2 separate regions of the Homo sapiens genome follow, and region 2 is linked to region 1. A link is an interaction called in ENCODE POLR2A ChIA-PET data of the cell type or tissue named here. Cell type or tissue: CD4-positive, alpha-beta T cell. All regions are shown on one strand. Links, peaks and the distances in the headings refer to the core of each region. The heading gives the core; the rest is flanking DNA. Region 1 overlaps CYTH1 (cytohesin 1). Region 2 has its middle 8.0 kb from the start of CYTH1.

The links. Peaks named below come from ENCODE experiments on the same cell type or tissue, not always from the same donor. Only the 100,000 strongest peaks of a DNase experiment are listed, where the experiment ranks them.
Region 2: POLR2A ChIA-PET joins it to region 1 with 10 read pairs; 21 of 35 experiments call an interaction of 5 or more read pairs at or near these places.

Annotation. Positions count from the first base shown.
Region 1 is chr17:78,721,323-78,729,646 of GRCh38, reverse strand. All of the region lies in intron 1 of CYTH1 (cytohesin 1), which reads left to right. Among named protein-coding and RNA genes, the nearest start is that of CYTH1, 57 kb to the left of the region's middle. RefSeq lists enhancers at 3,730-3,809, 4,180-4,229, 5,557-6,062, 7,117-7,386. In CD4-positive, alpha-beta T cell, for the core only: no CTCF peak of the experiment used is centred there; DNase peaks (open chromatin) are centred at 3,726 and 7,106; H3K4me3 peaks cover 1,645 bases; H3K27ac peaks cover 2,278 bases.
Region 2 is chr17:78,786,097-78,794,420 of GRCh38, reverse strand. It overlaps a transcript of USP36 not described here. Among named protein-coding and RNA genes, the nearest start is that of CYTH1, 8.0 kb to the right of the region's middle. RefSeq lists an enhancer at 2,977-3,146. In CD4-positive, alpha-beta T cell, for the core only: no CTCF peak of the experiment used is centred there; DNase peaks (open chromatin) are centred at 4,660 and 6,830; H3K4me3 peaks cover 748 bases; H3K27ac peaks cover 3,986 bases.

The DNA.
Region 1 (8,324 bases), core at 323-8,322:
AGTGGAATTTAAGAATCAAATTCATAAGTTTGATTCAAATCAAATCAAAAGGTGTGTGCTCTTTATGTTTTGCTAGTGCCAAAAGGTTGTACCAGTTTACACTCTCCCAGCAGCACGGGAGACTGCCTGTGTAGCCCACTCCCCTGACAGTATTTCGTCTCATCTGGCATTCTGATTCCTGCCAGACTAATGGAAAATGGTATGTTATTCATGTTTTAATTTGCATTAAACACATAGTGACTGTGAGCATCTTCTTCTGTGTGACCATTTGTATTTCTCTTTTTGTAATCTGTCTTTTATATCCTTTGCTCATTGTATTCATCTTTGCTTTACTAATTTTTATGCTGCTTTCTTTGTGACTTAAATAAATTAACCCTAGCCAGGTGTGGCACATACTTATAGTCCCAGCTATTCTGGAGGCTGAGGTGGGAGTATCGCTTGAGGCCAGGAGTTTGAGGCTGCAGTGAGCTATGATCACACCACTGCACTCCAGCCTGGGTACAGAGTGAGACCCTCTCTCTAAAAATAATAAGTTAATTAATTTAAAAAAAGATATTAACCCTTTGTCATATGTTTTGTGAATTTATTGTCCTAGTTGTTTACCTTTTAGCTTATGGGATATTATTTTTCACTCAGAAGCTTTTCATTTTCATGTCGCAAATGAGCAGACTCACCAATATTATGACTATACTAATTCATGCTCTATTCTAGAATTATTCAGGTTTTATTTTACATTAACATCTTTGATTAAGCTAGAATTCATTTCAGCTTAGTTTTATCCCAAATGGCTAGCTGGCTATTTATTTGCTCAGCACCCTTGACTGAATAATCCTATTTTTCTTTACCGATTCAAAGTGCTACGTGTGTGTTTCAGTATTTCTTGAGTTTGTTTTCTGGTCTTTTTCTTCCGTTGCAGTTTCAATTACCAAAGCCTCACGTGCTTTAATCTCAGGTAGCTACACCCTCACGTTACCCTTTCTCCCTTTCATATTTTTCTGACTATTGTCATATATATTTTTTCCCATGTGAAGTTTAATATCCTTTTTATTATATTTCTGTAAACATCATGTTGGTAATGTAAATAATTTTTTTTTTTTTGAGATGGAGTTTCGCTCTCATTACCCAGGCTGGAGTGCAATGGCGTGGTCTTGGCTCACTGCAACCTCTGCCTCCCTGGTTCAAGTGATTCTCTTGTAATACCAGCCTCCCAAGTAGCAGGGATTACAGGCATGTGCCACCACACCTGGCTAATTTTGTATTTTTAGTAGAGATGGGGTTTCACCATGTTGGTCAGGCTGGTCTCAAACTCCTGACCTCAAGTGATCCACCCACCTCGGCCCCCAAAAGTGCTGGAATTACAGGAGTGAGCCACTGCACCCGGCGTAAATAATGTTTTTAAACATCGTGGTGTATGTACGAGAACTTTGATTACTGGGGTCTTTCTACCTTTGCTCAGGTCCCCTTTGTTTTCCATGTTTCTTTTTCCTGTCTAGATGAGAGGCTGGCCCTGCTGCAGGAACCAGCCTGGCTTGGGGAGGATTTACCAGTGTTTGGGGTAGAATAGAGTTTGTCCAGAGAAACTGACTATATCGTGCCACCTAGAGGTGGGCATCCATTTGTCGTGGAGGGAGGCCATAGGACACCTGCATGATATCAGGGACTCACTGCCCTCTCATGGGTCAGCACCTCTTCAGCTAGTTCTGGAGTGGGTGTGCTGCCCTGGATCTCAAAGGTGCAGAGCTTGGCCTGCCTTCTGCTCCTCCTCACTGCTCTCCTTGGCTGCCCCTGCCATAGGTCTCGTCTTTCTTCCTCCTACAGTTCTGCCCCCTGCATGGGCAGGAGATAGGGGACGGTCCAAGAGCAGCCTCATGAGAGCAGCCAAGACAGAGAAGAAGAAGCCTGCCCTCCTAACACACTGAGTTGGCACCAGAAGGATGCACTCGCCAGGAGGCTTGGGTCGGCCGTGCCTGCTCCAGCCTTGCCCTGCTGGTAGGTGGAGGCAGGGGGCCAGTATCCTGGACCTTCCCGCGACTTGGAAGGCTGGTGCCCTAGTCAGCTCCTTCTTACACCTCTCCCAAACTTTTGCAAACCCGGACTCGGGGCAACTCTGGTAAGGGTGATGTCTGGAACAGGGAGCCAGTTTGTTTCTATTTTGAGGTGCAGGTAGAAATGACCTTCCTTTCAAGAGATCTTCAAGGACTTCTCAGAGCAGGAACAGATGCCAGTTTTTGCTTCTTTGAAGAAGATTTTATGCTCCTAGCATTTACTAAAGAATAATGAGGCATTTTTAAGTGTAAGGAGTGGAATAGAATTTAAAGAAAAAAGTAAAAAAAACCCCAGGCCTCTGTTTTCATGGGACACAGAAGGAGGGGAGATTGAGAATGCTGACTCGCCTAAAAGCTTTATGCTTATCATGTCTGTGGTGCTTGGAGCCTGTGGCCCAGGTGATTTGGGGTTTGGGGACGCCTCATGGGCAGAGAGGACCTTTGAGCAGCATTGTGAATTCGTGGGTTTGGGATGCTGATGAAACTGCGAGATTTGAATGTATTCCTTGTGCCTCATTTTCCGCTTTAGAAATAAAATGATTGATGCACATTGCCCTTGCACGCTTGTCAGAGGGTCACTTTCTGGTTGCACCTGTCCTTGAGCCTGAGAGAGAGAACTGGAAAGAGGATGGGAAGTCAGTAGTGGTTTGGGGAATTAGTGCTGGATAAGGATGGTAGTTGAAGGTGTGAGTTGGAGTAGGGCAAAAAACCACTTATTTCTTTGCTACCGCTTCTGAACAGGAGTGCAGACCGCGGTGCAGTGAAGACTACGCAAAGCTTCCAGTCCCTTTTCTTTCTCATGGCGCCTGGCTGCCGCTTCTTGCTCTTCCAGAAGAGCTTCTTTATCTCTCGCCCAACTCAACAGCAGAATAGAATCCACCTGTCTCGGTGTCAAATTCAAAGGCACCACAGTCTGCCTGGAGCTTGCTCTTCCAGACTCTGTCCCTTGTGTTGCCCTTTCCACCTCTGCCTGGACTGCCCTCTCCCAGGCTCTCGCGTGGAACCGTCTTGGACTAACCTGGGCCCTGCTCTTCTCTGAGCCCCACTCCGCATAGCACCTTGCAGACAGCATTTATTTGGCATTTACGGGCTGCCTGTTTCTTTTTTCTTTAAAAGGAATAGTAACACATGAGCTCTTGGAGGGCCGAAACCATGTCTTTTCAGCATTGTGTCTTCCACAGTAACTGACAGGGGGCCTCTTCCACAGTAACTGACAGGGGGCCTCGTTTCCATGCAGTGAACTTTTTAAAAGATTGTTGAGGCCGGGCGCGGTGGCTCACGCCTGTAATCCTAGCACTTTGGGAGGCTGAGGCGGGCAGATCACAAGGTCAGGAGATCGAGACCATCCTGGCTAATGGTGAAAACCTGTCTCTACTAAAAATACAAAAAAATTAGCCAGGCGTGGTAGCGGGTGCCTGTAGTCCCAGCTGCTAGGGTGGCTGAGGCAGGAGAATGGCGTGAACCTGGGAGACAGAGCTTGCAGTGAGCCGAGATCGCGCCACTGCACTCCAGCCTGGGTGACAGAGCAAGACACCGTCTCAAAAAAAAAAAAAAAAAAAGACTGTTGAATTATGAGTCTGAGAAATTATTTTTTAAAACGTTCATGTTTTCTGTTGGTCCTGAGATTCCTATTCTGTGGCCAGTCGTTTCCTGTGATTCTCTCTGATGGATGTGGTTTCATAAGCTTGATTGTGTGGTATATATTGTGGCATCTGTTTTGTTCAGATATGAGGAGGGCCACACTGTAGACTTCTTGGTTGCAGCTTTTCTTGTAACTTCTTTGTCCACTGACATCCTTTTCTCATGTTGTCTGTGCCTAGAATTAACTGAAAGTGCAGGTTTTTGCCACCTGCAGTCTCTGGCCTGGGTCAAGCTAAAGCCTTTGCCTAGGTTCACACACCACAGGTAAACCCCGGCTGTGATCCACTCTGTCGGCGTAGTGGAAGCTGGCCATGTTAAAGAGAGAGTCATAGTGAGCCTTGCACATGATGACTGAGTCTTCTGTAGAGAGTCACGGGTCAGAACTCACCTGCTGGGCTCTTTCAATCCCTGAAGAGAGTGTGTATGTGTATATGTGTATTTGTGTAAAAACCAGTGATGTCACCTCAAAATAAGACAGCCCTTAGGACTATGAAAAGTGCTATGAGAATATTTACAGTACAAGATATTACTGAAAAGCAAGAGCTTAATCTCACATGAAATCCCTGGGAAACATGGTGGTAGATAACCAGCGTGGATAGTCCAGGCTGTCTTCACTGAGTTTGTTTGTATCACGTAATTTATCACCTGGTTATTTACCAAGTGATAAAGAAGGTCATCAGGTGATGGTTAATATGGGTAAACTGAGCAGGGAGCATGGCTGGAGGAATCTGAGTTCTCCCTGTAGGAGGTAAGACTCGACGGATGGCGGATGGTGAGGATGAGCTTCTGAACAAGAAGAAAGAAGCAAAGAGATGTAACTGAGTACTCTGGTGGATCCCGGGAAAGTGGAATCTTCCTTGGACTGGGAGGAGAGGTGGGATGGCTTACTAGACAGTGAGAAGGAGGAAGACAGGGGCCCAGGGACGTGTTGCACTGGGACTCTCAATATACATTTTGTAGAATGTAGAATTTTAGAATTTGTTTTTCATGGACTTAGTATGATTCTTTTAAATAAGTACTACTCTCTTGACACTAAAAGAAAATTGTTCACACTATGGCTGTTTCTTGAAAGACAAGATACAACGCAGAGCCAGGGTATTTGGGTCAGGCCTGGTGGCACTGCCTGGTGATGAGGACGTCTGTTTGCATTCCCCAGCCAGCCCAACCCCCATGGCATGGCAGTGGAGGCAGGGCTTGCAGAGGGGCGGGTGCCTTCCATGACTGATTTCCTAACGGCAGGAGACTGGAAAGGAGGGAGGGTATGGGAGTGTTTTTAGGATTTCCACCCCCTCTTCCATTGTTTATCTAGAGCAATGGTTCTTAACCAGGACAGTTTTGTCCCGCAGGGGACATTCAGCAATGCCTGGAGACATTTTTGGTTGTCAAACCTGGTTGTGGGGAATTGGGATGGGGATGCTGCTGGCACCTAGTGGGTAGAGGCCAGGGACGCAGCTAAGCACCCTGCAAGGCACAGGGAAGCCCCCACCACAAAGAGTGACCTGCTCCCTGTGCCAGTAATGCCCAGACTGAAGAACCCTGCTCTAGCACGGTGATTTCCCTTTTACTTTCTCTCCTTGGTTATTTTAGAATTGTTTAAAAAATATCTCCTCCCTTCTTAGTCAAAAGCTGTGTGTGGTCTGCAGTAACCCTGTATTCTGTGTCACTTAGGGGCCTGGGTCTCTGGAGTTCATGCTTTTGGGACTGGGGTCCCAAATCTGCGTGTTTAACAGGCGCCCTTGGTGATTCTCGTGCCCTCTGAGGTTTGAGAGCTGCTATCCTCAGGCTGTAGCCATATTTCTTGTCACCAGCCATCTTGTATTATCATCCCCAAGGTTCGCTTGCCTAACATTCCAACCTGATAATAGGCAGGTGTCCTCAAAGGCGATGCCACAGCCTCTGGTGAAGAAATAACCATTGGTGGCTGCGAGTGTACTGAGTAGGAGGCGAGTCCTTCTTGGTGAAAAGGCTGGAGTGTCCCTCGTGGAAGTGGAGGGCATGGGATCCCTGGAGGAAGGGAGCAAAGGATACTCCTCCTGAAGCCCCTCCAGGACGGTGTTGGAGCAGTCTGGTCAGTGCCACTTTGCCTGCTGACCTGATGCGGGGCAGTGGAAAGGACTAGGCTTGTGCCTTTGGGGTGACAGAACATCCACCCCCTAGATCCAGTCTCTTGTTTATCCATGCAGAAAGGAGAGGGCATCTGGAGTAAGGTTGGCATTCTTGCAGTGAAAGCAGGCATTAGGCTTTTGCTTCTGAGGGAGAGAGGAAAGCAAGTGCAGCCTGTGCGCAAATGCTGGTGGTGCCTCCCCTCCCCCCCGGGAGGCCGGGAATGGGGGATAGTAGGAGGGGCTGGCTGTGACTGCATTCATGGAAATGAGCCTGGAGGAGCGGAGCAGCACACACTCGGAGCGTCTGCTAGGGCTGCAGCTCTGCGCGTCCATCTCTGCGCTCTGCGCCAGCCTTCCCCACCGGGCCCAGCGAGTTTCCACCTGCAGGGCCGGTGCTCTCAGCTTTTGTTTTCTCTGGACACCTTCTTCTCTACCCCTGCTGTGCTGGCGCACACATGCTGTCCTTGCTCCGGCTCTCCCTGCACCTACAGCTGTGGGAGCTCCCGGCAGCCTGGTACTGTGGGGTCGCTGCACGGAGCCACCATGGCCTCTGACGTGGAGAGCTGTGACCTGCCGAGGCTTTGATGTTGCTGCCCAGGGCTGGCCAGGACACTGGGGCCGCAGGAGAGGGGACTCACCGTGGGTAAGAGGCTGGTGGATGGCGTGTGGAGCCCTGTCAGCAGATTTCCCATTATGCGTTGCTGCCTGCCTGCCTCTCCCACCCAGCAGCCAGCAGTAGGAGCTGATGTGTGCGTGGCTGTCTCTCTGCATGTCTGTCCTTTGGGTCTGCATTCTATGCTCTCCTCTGAAGGTTTTTCCACTACACTTTTGGATAGGTATCCAGGCATTCAGTGTCGTTTCTTCTAAGCCTGAGACTTAGGAACATGCCAGTAGTCAATTTCCTTGGTCCAGCTTCCGTGAGGTTTGAAATAGGGGGGCAGAAAACAGCGGGACAGATTCAGGGTGATCTCCCCTCTAGGCCTGCCACCCGTGGAGTTTCTGTTTTACTCGGTAAGGACTTGGGAACCTTTCCTGGGCACGAGTAGTCCTCTTTCCATCAATACACATAGAAAAGGAGTTGGAATTGTACGTCGCGTTTAATGCTAGGGGTCCTTTCCAGCTGTCAGACTGAGGGAGAATATTTCAATGTACAGAAAAATTCAGAGCATTACAAAGGGCTAGCAAACAAACAGATCTGAGCCACTGAGGGTAAAGTGAGAGAGAATTGACTTCCAAGCCACCAAGCCTCTCTTTTGGACACGGAAGGGGTGTCGTGGCCCAGCTGTGCAAGCTGACAGTGGTTGCAGCTGGCAGGCACGGGGAGTGGCAGCTTCACCCAGGGGACAGGAGCCTGCCCCCTTGGGAGGAGGGGCGAGCAAGCTGTTTTGGCTTGTTTGGAGGAAGAGGGAACTCCAGGCTTTCCCTGGGAGTGAAGGAGCAGGCCACTTGGCTCAAGGAGGCTAGGGCTAGAAAATGGTTCTTCCCTGTGGAGCTCTGCGCCCAGTCCCTGGGATCCTTTCGAAACAGCAGTGGAGTGCTAGAAAGAAGCTGCTGGGAAACCCCAGCTATGTCAGCTATATCAGGTGTTGTCACTGTGAGCTTTTAGAAAAAGTTAAGGTTCTTAAAATGGTTGTTTTCTAGTTTTTAGCTTTTATTGAAAGCGGATGTTAACTTTATTTTTCTAAACCAAATTCGCAGGATAAAATTTTGTCACTTAGGTTCTGTTACTACCTTGAAATGCAAGCTAAGTCTTTGAGTTCTAGGATTTATTAAATTAAATTTTTTGATACCTTACTTTTTTGTTTTGTGAGATGGAGTTTTGCTCTTGTTGCCCAGGCTGGAGTGCAATGGCGCGATCTCGGCTCGCTGCACCCTCCGCCTCCCAGGTTCAAGCGATTCTCCTGCCTCAGCCTCCCAAGTAGCTGGGATTACAGATACCTGCTATCATGCCTGGCTAATTTTGTATATTTTTGGTAGAGATGGGGTTTTTCACCGTGTTGGTCAGGCTGGTCTCGAACTCCTTACCTCAAGTGATCCACGAGCCTCGGCCTTCCAAAGTGCTGGGATTACAGGCGTGAGCCACTGCGCCCAGCCAATACCTTCCTTTTATAAGATAGTTGAGAAGGGCTGGGTGACATCCTCATTACATAAGTGAGGAAACTGAGGCTGGAAGAGGTGATTGTTTGCTCCAGGTCACAAAGTAGTGAGTGAAAGCCCAGGCAGCATCGCCTGTGAACGTGAGGAGCTGTCAGATGAGACGGCTCCAACACTGAGAAGAGGACCGAAGTCTTCCCTGAAAATGCAGAATGCAGTAATAAAAGCCTTTAATAGATTTACTGTTAGTGGGGAAACTGGGTAGTTTTTGCATGGAAGAAATTTAAATTAGAATAGTCTAAATATTCATATTGGCAATTTGCCGGAAGGCACCTCTGCCTCTATGTTGAATACCATTTCTGCTAGCTGCCTGCTAATTTAACTCTTTTTGGTCCTGGGTAGTGTGTGTAAATTTTTTTATTTTTATTTTTTGAGACGG
Region 2 (8,324 bases), core at 73-8,072, 65 kb before region 1:
AAAGGGGGCTGGCAGTGGGAGCTGGCCAGCAGGACTCAGCTGGCTAACTGTAAGTCAGGTGCAAAAGCGCAGGGCAGGTTTTGTTTGACAGTTTGGACAAGAAGGGTTACCAAGGTCTGATGTGCTTTTTAGACTCCTGAGGCTGATAGTGGATTCCAGGCTGCCTGATGGCCTGAAAGGCGGCTGGTGGAGTGCAGAGAACAGCAGGTGAGCATGACCAGCCGCCAGGTTGGCTGAGAAGTGGCCAAGGCTAGAGCTAAGAGATTGGCATTAGTAGCATAGGCTAGAAGTGAGGTCACTTGGATATTTAGGAGATGGACTCAAGAGGTGAGATGACAGATAGGGTGGAATGTTCTGGGTGGAGTTTAAGATGATTTCTGCTAGGGTGGTTAGTTGGGTTCGGAGGCCAAGTAGTAGCCAGGGAAGCAAGCGGCTCACCGATGGTTTCAGGAAGGCCTTCAGGTGGTGAGAGATTCAATCTGACTTAGTGGACGTGTTGGCATCTTACCAGTACAGGGAACCCAGGGAGAATCCTAGGCATGGGAAGTAGGCAGTGGGTGAACTCCGAGTCTTCTAGTTAGGAAAAAGCCCAGGTGTCTGGACACTGGGGAATCAGGTGGGCATCTGTTTATCCCTAACATACTGTTAGGGCTCATCATAACTGTAATAGTGACCTTAAGGGCAGTTTAACACTGGACGGTGCTGTGAGAATCCCTGCCTCAAGTCTTGGTAGCTTGGACAACCTCAGCGCAATGAGGATGTGGGTACGCCAAGGACGTGGTGGTAAAGGAGGACTGTGTGTGGACAGGTCACGTGACATGCAGACGGGCAGCTTTCTGTGTCTTGTCAGCTGAGCTGACTCCCTGGAGTCACACTCTTGCCCGGAGGTGGCCCTGCTGCTGCTTCGTGCAGATCCCGCCTTGGCTTGGCCCCCTGCTCCTTCCATATCTGGACTGGGGATGACCCTTGGAGAAGATCATCTGGGTGCCATGGATTCGGCTTTCAGGGCTGTCTGGCTGCCCTTCTTCGTTGGGCTCTGCCTGCCTTTTGGGATTTCTGCCCTTGGTCTTCAGGCAACTCCTTCCTCTCTCTCCCATTCTTTTCAGTGATCCCTGCACACTATTTTGCTCTCTCATTGCATATGTGCCCACTACTCTTGGTAAGTGACTTCCAAGGCTACCTCAAGAATTCCCATCCCACCCCAAAATTAAACAACATGGGGAAACCAAAGCTAAAACCAGCTCCTCTCCCTCTGTTCTCTTCTCCTTCTTACCTCAGGGTTCTCAATGCTCATAGGGCAGCAGGAGCACCTGGGGAGAGGCATTCGATACTGACGGAAGTAGAATCAGAATCTATGGGTGAGGCTTAGGCATCAGCATTTAAAGCCTTCCTGGGGGGGTGAGGGGGGCGGGCGCGGTGGCTCACACCTGTAATCCCAGCACTTTGGGAGGCTGAGGCGGGCGGATCACTTGAGGTCAGAAGTTCGAGACCAGCCTGACCAACATGGTGAAACCCTGTCTCTACTAAAAATACAAAAATTAGCTGGGCTTGGCCTGTGCCTGTAATCCCAACTACTTGGGAGGCTGAGGCAGGAGAACTGCTTGAACCTGGGAGGTGGAGGTTGCAGTGAGCCAAGATCATGCCACTGCACTCCAGCCTGGGCGACAGAGTGAGACTCTGTCTCAAAAACAACGACAACAAAAAAAACCTTCCCGGGGGGATCATAGTGAGCAGCAGAGTTGAGAGTTGCCATCCTGGTCCCTGGTCTCAAACTCAAGTGAGCACCAGAATTGCCAGGGGCTCCTTAAAACACCAGTTGCCGGGCTCCTTCCCCCGCATTCTGATTCAGCAGGTCTGGGATGAGGCCTGAGAATGTGCATGTCCAATAGTCCCCGGGGCTGCTGCTGGGCAGACCCACTGTTCTGATCTGATGCCTCCCAGAGGGGCTGGGTGGTTGGTGTGGGAGAGTGGGAAGGAACTGTAGTATAGGGGCTGTTCCCCATCCTCTGTGGGGACCTCTACTGGAGATGCTGGACGAGGTGCCCCCTCTGTGTATGCTGGCACCCCACCTGTGCCCTTGAGGCCAACTTCTTCCACCCTGGGGACCTTGCTCCATTAATTACCCTGTCTGCTCCCGTGTCTCACTCTTCCCTTAGGAACATGTTCAGGCATCTCCCATCCTAAAAAGCCTGTGTGTCCTTGTGTCCCCTCTCAGCTGCCCTCTCCTTTGGTTGACATTCATTTTGCTCTGTGTTGACTCTCTGTGGTTCTTAGTCTAGCTTCTGCCATCATCACTTCTCAGTGACCTAATTCCCACTCTTGCCACCGACTTCTTCCCAGGATTTGACACTGTTGACCTCCGCACCCTGGAGAGCTCCTCTAAGATGTGAGCCTGTTGCATTTGCTGCATACTCTAGATCAAGCCCAGAATCAACTGATCCAGTCAATACATCCCACTGAACAGCCGACCGATCCACCCTCTGTCAGGATCTCTACTGTAGACACTGAAAGAGGTGCCCCCTCAGTATAGGATCCTGGCCTCAAATAATCTTCTCGCCTTGGCCTCCCAAAGCATTGGGATTACAGGTGTGAGCCACTGTGCCTGGCCTCCAGGACAATCTTTTAAGGCAAGAAACCAGAATCTAATCATTCCCCAACATAAGGTTTCTCACTCCTGTTCAGAGAAAATAGTCTCCTCTATTTTGTGATCCAGATCCCCCCTGCCTCTTCAGCCTTCCACAGCCCCCTAGAGGCCTCTGGGCAGCTGTCCAGCCCGTTGTTCTGGGATCTCAGAAAGCACTCCAGGCATTGAGGAAATTGCCCTGTGAGAGGGGCCTGAGATTAAAAATGTGCTTGTTCTTAGCAGAATCTGTACCAAACTGTTGCTTCAAGTTGCTTTCTCAAGGGGAAACTGCTGTATATTTTTGCTGCTTTAAAGGGATTAAAGTAGGGTCAGGCTGGAGTCAGGTTTGAATCATGACTTCCTATAAAAAGAAGGCCAGGGCCGGGCACGGTGGCTCATGCCTGTAATCCCAGCACTTTGGGAGGCCTAGGCGGGGCGGATCACCTGAGGTCAGGACACAACATGGAGAAACCCCGTCTCTACTAAAAATACAAAATCAGCCGGGCATGGTGGTGCATGCCTGTAATCCCAGCTACTTGGGAGGGTGAGGCAGGAGAATCGCTTGAACCCGGGAGGTGGAGGTTGCGGTGAGCCGAGATCGCACCATTGCATTCCAGCCTGGGCAACAACAGCGAAACTCCAGCTAAAAAAAAAAAAAAAAAAAAAAAGAAGGCCAGATTGGGAATCAAGACCTGTGTTCTAAGGGGTCTGCCATGAGTTAGCATCATGAATTTGCTTTTCTCCTCTAAAATGCAAAGGTTAGATTCAAATTATCATGATTGTCAGCTGTCACTCTCACGATACATGTCTTGCATGCGTGTTTTCATTGGTTTTCTCCCTTACTGCTTCATTTAGGAGGGTGTTGATTAGAGGAAGCAACAGGACATGGCTGCCAAATATCCATTAGACATTGAGTGAGAAACAGGTCACAAGATTGCCACTCCCTTAAGCAGGATCTAGGTATTTAGGTAGCTTCTTACCATCATGAGACCAGATTTCAACACACAGTCTAAGTACATGGCAAATACTTGCTGCGAAATGTGTGTAGGAAATTCAAGTTCTTTTACATAAACCAGTGATTTTTTTAAGGCCATTTTAAAATGAATGTGTTGGCCGGGCGCAGTGGCTCATGCTTGTAATTCCAGCACTTCAGGAGGCTGAGATGAGAGGATTGCTTGAGCCCAAGATGTCGAGACCAGCCAAAAAAGGCCAGGCATGGTGGCTTGTACCTGTAGTCCCAGCTCTTTGGGAGGCCACGGCAGACAGATCACAAGGTCAGGAGTTCAAAACCAGCCTGGCTAACATAGTGAAACCCTGTCTCTACTAAAAATAAAAAAAAATTAGCCGGGCCTCGTGGCACACGCCTGTAGTCCCAGCTACTCGGGAGGCTGAGGCAGGAGAATCACTTGAACCCAGGAGGTGGAGGTTGCAGTGAGCTGAGACCGCGCCATTGTGCTCCAGCCTGGGTGACAGAGTGAGACTCTGTCTTTAAAAAAAAAGAAAAAGAAAAAGAAACCATATCTCCACTAAAAATACAAAAATTAGCCAGGCGTGGTGGTGGGTGCCTGTAATCCCAGCTATTCAGGGAGGCTGAGGCAGAGGAGTCACTTGAACCTGGAAAGCCGAGGTTGCAGTGAGCTGAGATCGCGCTATTGCACTCCAGCCTGGATGACAGAGCGAGACTTCGTCTCAAAAAAAAAAAAAAGGTATTATTCTGCCATTTTTCTGTCTTATGTGGCTACAGTTCTCTTGGCAAGGCCTAGCACTTACCAGCCACCCGGTAAATATTTGTTGAATGAGTGAACTGGAGCAGCTGCTGAAGGCAGCATACTTTGTGACTGCATTCGGACCCTGCTCAGAAAACAGCCAGCCCACCGTCCATCAAAGTCAGTGGCTCCGCAGTCCACACTGCACTAATTCCCCTTCACATTGCCTTCCCTGAGCCCTACCCGCACCCCCTTTGTTTTTCTGCGTAAGTGAAAACATTTTGGTGAAGTCTAGCAGGAACTAGAGCACTAGCTCCTCTATTTGAAGTGAACGCCCAAACCGTGGCACGTGGCCAGCTGTCTTTTGGGTGGCACAGGGAACAGTTGGTGACAGCTGGATACAATCAAGTTCCATTACAAACAGATTTTAAGTGTCATTTACACACAGAAGAAATTGCAAGCTTTAGCAAAATAAAATCTGGGGGTTTTCAAAGCAAGACAATGCCCCAATCCAAGCCTGTGTGAGCAGTTCGCTTTGCAGCCTCTTGCGGGGATTAACACCCCTTCTTCACCAGGCTCCACCCTCTCTGCAAGGTCTATGCTGCAAAATTAGCAAGTCCAGGAGGCTTGCTCCCTGGCAGAGCTGCTGAGTCCTCTGTCTTCTATTTATTCACTTTTTGAAGAACCCTGAATTAAAGGCCTGTCTAACCACTGTTCAGCCTACTCCTTCTGGGTGGGAGGGGTCAGAGGCTGGCTTCTAGAAAAGCTGCTACCTCTAGATCATACCTTTCGCTTGGTCTCAGGGCGTACAAATCACTCACACAGTGATTGGGCAAGTGAAGGCTGGCATGCCCAGCTAAACCTCATCTCCTTTTTTTTTTTTTTTTTTTTTTTGGGACCAAGTTTCTCTCTTGTTGCCCAGGCTGGGGTGCAATGGCGCAATCTCGACTCACTGCAACCTCTGCCTCCCAGGTTCAAGTGATTCTTCTGCCTCAGCCTCCCAAGTTGCTGGGACTACAGGTGCATGCCATCACGCCCGGCTAATTTTCATATTTTAATAGAGACGGAGTTTCACCATATAGGCCAGGCTGGTCTCGAACTCCTGACCTCGTGATCTGCCTGCCTCAGCCTCCCAAAGTGCTGGGATTACAGGCGTGAGTCACCGCACCTGGCCTCATCTCTCTTTCGTGAAGCCAGCATTGTCCCCAGACATCTCAGTCCTCAGTGTCCCTCCCGTCCCCACCTCTGGCAAGAGGCAGCATTCTGGCCTTGGTGGAGGGGAATGACATCAGGCAGTGGCTGACAATTCTCCCCTTGGTGGAGGGGAGGCCGTAGATGATGTCCTGGTGTCTGGTGTTCTGATGGCCTCAGCAATACCTACCCCATGGACCCGAGTCCCTCCACATCTCGTCCTTGGCCCTTCCTTCCTTCATGCCTTCTAGCAGATGCGGGTGGGCTGTCTGTTGTTCCTGTAGCACACAGGGTCAGGGTGGGCATCAGTCCTGCCTTTCTTCTGAGACCCTCCAGCTTGCACCTTCTGGAAGCTGGGCACCCCCACTGCCCCACCAACCAGCTGGGAGAACATAAAGGTAACGAAATAGAATTACTTGTTTTAGAAAAAGGAACCAGGGCCGGGTGCGGTGGCTCACGCCTGTAATCCCAGCACTTTGGGAGGCCGAGGCAGGCAGATCACGAGGTCAAGAGATTGAGACCATCCTGGCCAACATGGTGAAACCCTGTCTCTACTAAAAATACAAAAATCAGCTGGGCGTGGTGGCGCATACCTGTAGTCCCAGCTACTTGGGAGGCTGAGGCAGGAGAATTGCTTGAACCTGGGAGGCGGAGGTTGCAGTGAGCCGAGATTGCACCACTGCGCTCCAGCCTGGCGACAGAGTGAGGCTCTGTCTCAAAAAAAAAAATAAATAAATAAAATAACCTATGCATATGCAATTTTAAACACAACTTGCAGAGCTTCATGTACTCGCTTCCTGAGGCTGCCATAACAAAGGACTACAAACTGGGTGGCTTAAGACAATGGGAATGTTCTCTCACAGTGCCAGAGAGAGACCAGAGTCTGGAATCAAGGTGTCCTCAGGGCTGTGGGGGAGAATCCAGCCTCTCCCAGGAATTCCTTGGCTTGTGGCCACATCACTCCACTGTGCTTCCATCTTCACGTAGCCATCTTTCCGTTCTGTGTCCAAATCTCCCTCTTTTTGTAAGGACACAAGTCCTGTTTGATTAGGTCCCACCCTAATGATCTCATGTTAACTTGATTACATCTGCAAAGACCCCACTTCCAAATAAGGTCACCATTCACAGGTACTGGGGCTTAGGACTTCAACATATCTTTTGTTGGGACATGACTCAACCCATAACAGTATGGAAAGGTTCTCTTCTCAGAGTTAAATGTGGCTCCCAATCTCTACCTCACAGATGATCAAGCGGTGCTGATTCACGAGAGTGGAAGCCTCCAGAGCTTGGGGCTTTCTGGCTGCTCTTCATTGACCTGTGTGTTCCCAGCACACGAACAGTGCCCCTAACGGAGATTTGTTCAGCGACTGAATATACACCTGTAAACGAGTAGCATGTATACATTGATTTTGATTACAAATGGTTCTGTATTATATACCACCGTTCTGACTGCTTTTTTCACTTATAGCTTGGAAATTGTCTTCTGTTGGTAATACAGAAATCTGTTTCAGTCTTTTGAAGCCTGTGGGTGCTTCCTTGTATGAAAGTATCCTAATATAGTTAACCTGTTTGCTATTGATAAACTTTGAGGTGGTTCCTGAAGACATTTTAAAACCATGGTATAGGGCCGGGCATGGTGACTCACGCCTGTAATCCCAGCACTTTGGGAGGCTGAGGTGGGTAGATCACCTGAGGTCAGGAGTTCAAGACCAGCCTGGGCAACATGGTGAAACCCCGTCTCTACTAAAAATACAAAAATTAGCAGGGCGTGGTAGCGCGTGCGTGTAATCCCAGCTACTCGGGAGGCCGAGACATGAGAATCGCTTGAACCTGGGAGGCAGAGGTTGCAGTGAGCCTGAGATCATGCACCACTGCACTCCAGCCTGAGCAACAGAGCGAGACTCAGTCTCAAAAAATAAATAAATAAATAAAATAAAACCATGGTATAAGCATAGGAAAAACATATTTTGGGTTACCTCTGCTTAAAACCTTTCTAATTCTTTTTATTAGGCAAAGCAGGGAAGCTGAAGGGGGAATGTTTCGGGAAAAACTCTCAAACTATGGTCTGCTCTCACCTCACAACAATCTTCACAGAAGACTGCTCTGCCCAGAGGCGTGGGGGTTTATCCCCACACACCAAGCAGCAGACACTACCTGGGGGTCCTCTCATCCAGTCCAACTTGGACTCTTATCTGGAGTGAGGTCAGATCTCACAGGCTGAGGGCTCAGTCCCCAAGACTGCATTTGTGACAGCAGTCACAAGCCTGGGCCTCTGGAAGTTCTGAGCGACCACCTTAAACTTGGGATTTCTATGACCCCCGCTCTTTGGGTTTGATTAATTTGTTGGAGCCACTCACAGAACTTAGGGAAACACTTACATTTAGTATTTTGTTTGTTTTTAATTTTTTTGAGACGAAGTCTCGCTCTTGTCCCCCAGTGTGATGGCGCGATCTCAGCTCACTGCAACCTCCACCTCCCGGGTTCAAGCGATTCTCCTGCCTCAGCCCCCCGAGTAGCTGGGATTACAGGCACCCGCCACCAAGCCCGGCTAATTTTGGTATTTTTAGTAGAGACGGGGTTTCACTATGTTGGCCAGGCTGGTCTCGAACTCCTGACCTCAGGTGATACAACAGCCTCCCAAAGTGCTGGGATTATAGGCATGAGCCACCACGCCTGGCCATTTAGTGGTTTATTATAAAGGATATTGCAAAGGATAAAGATGAAGAGATGGGGAAGGGCCCTTGCACAGAGCTTCCAAGCCCTCCCTAGGCATCACCCTCCAGGAACCTCCACATGTTCAGCTA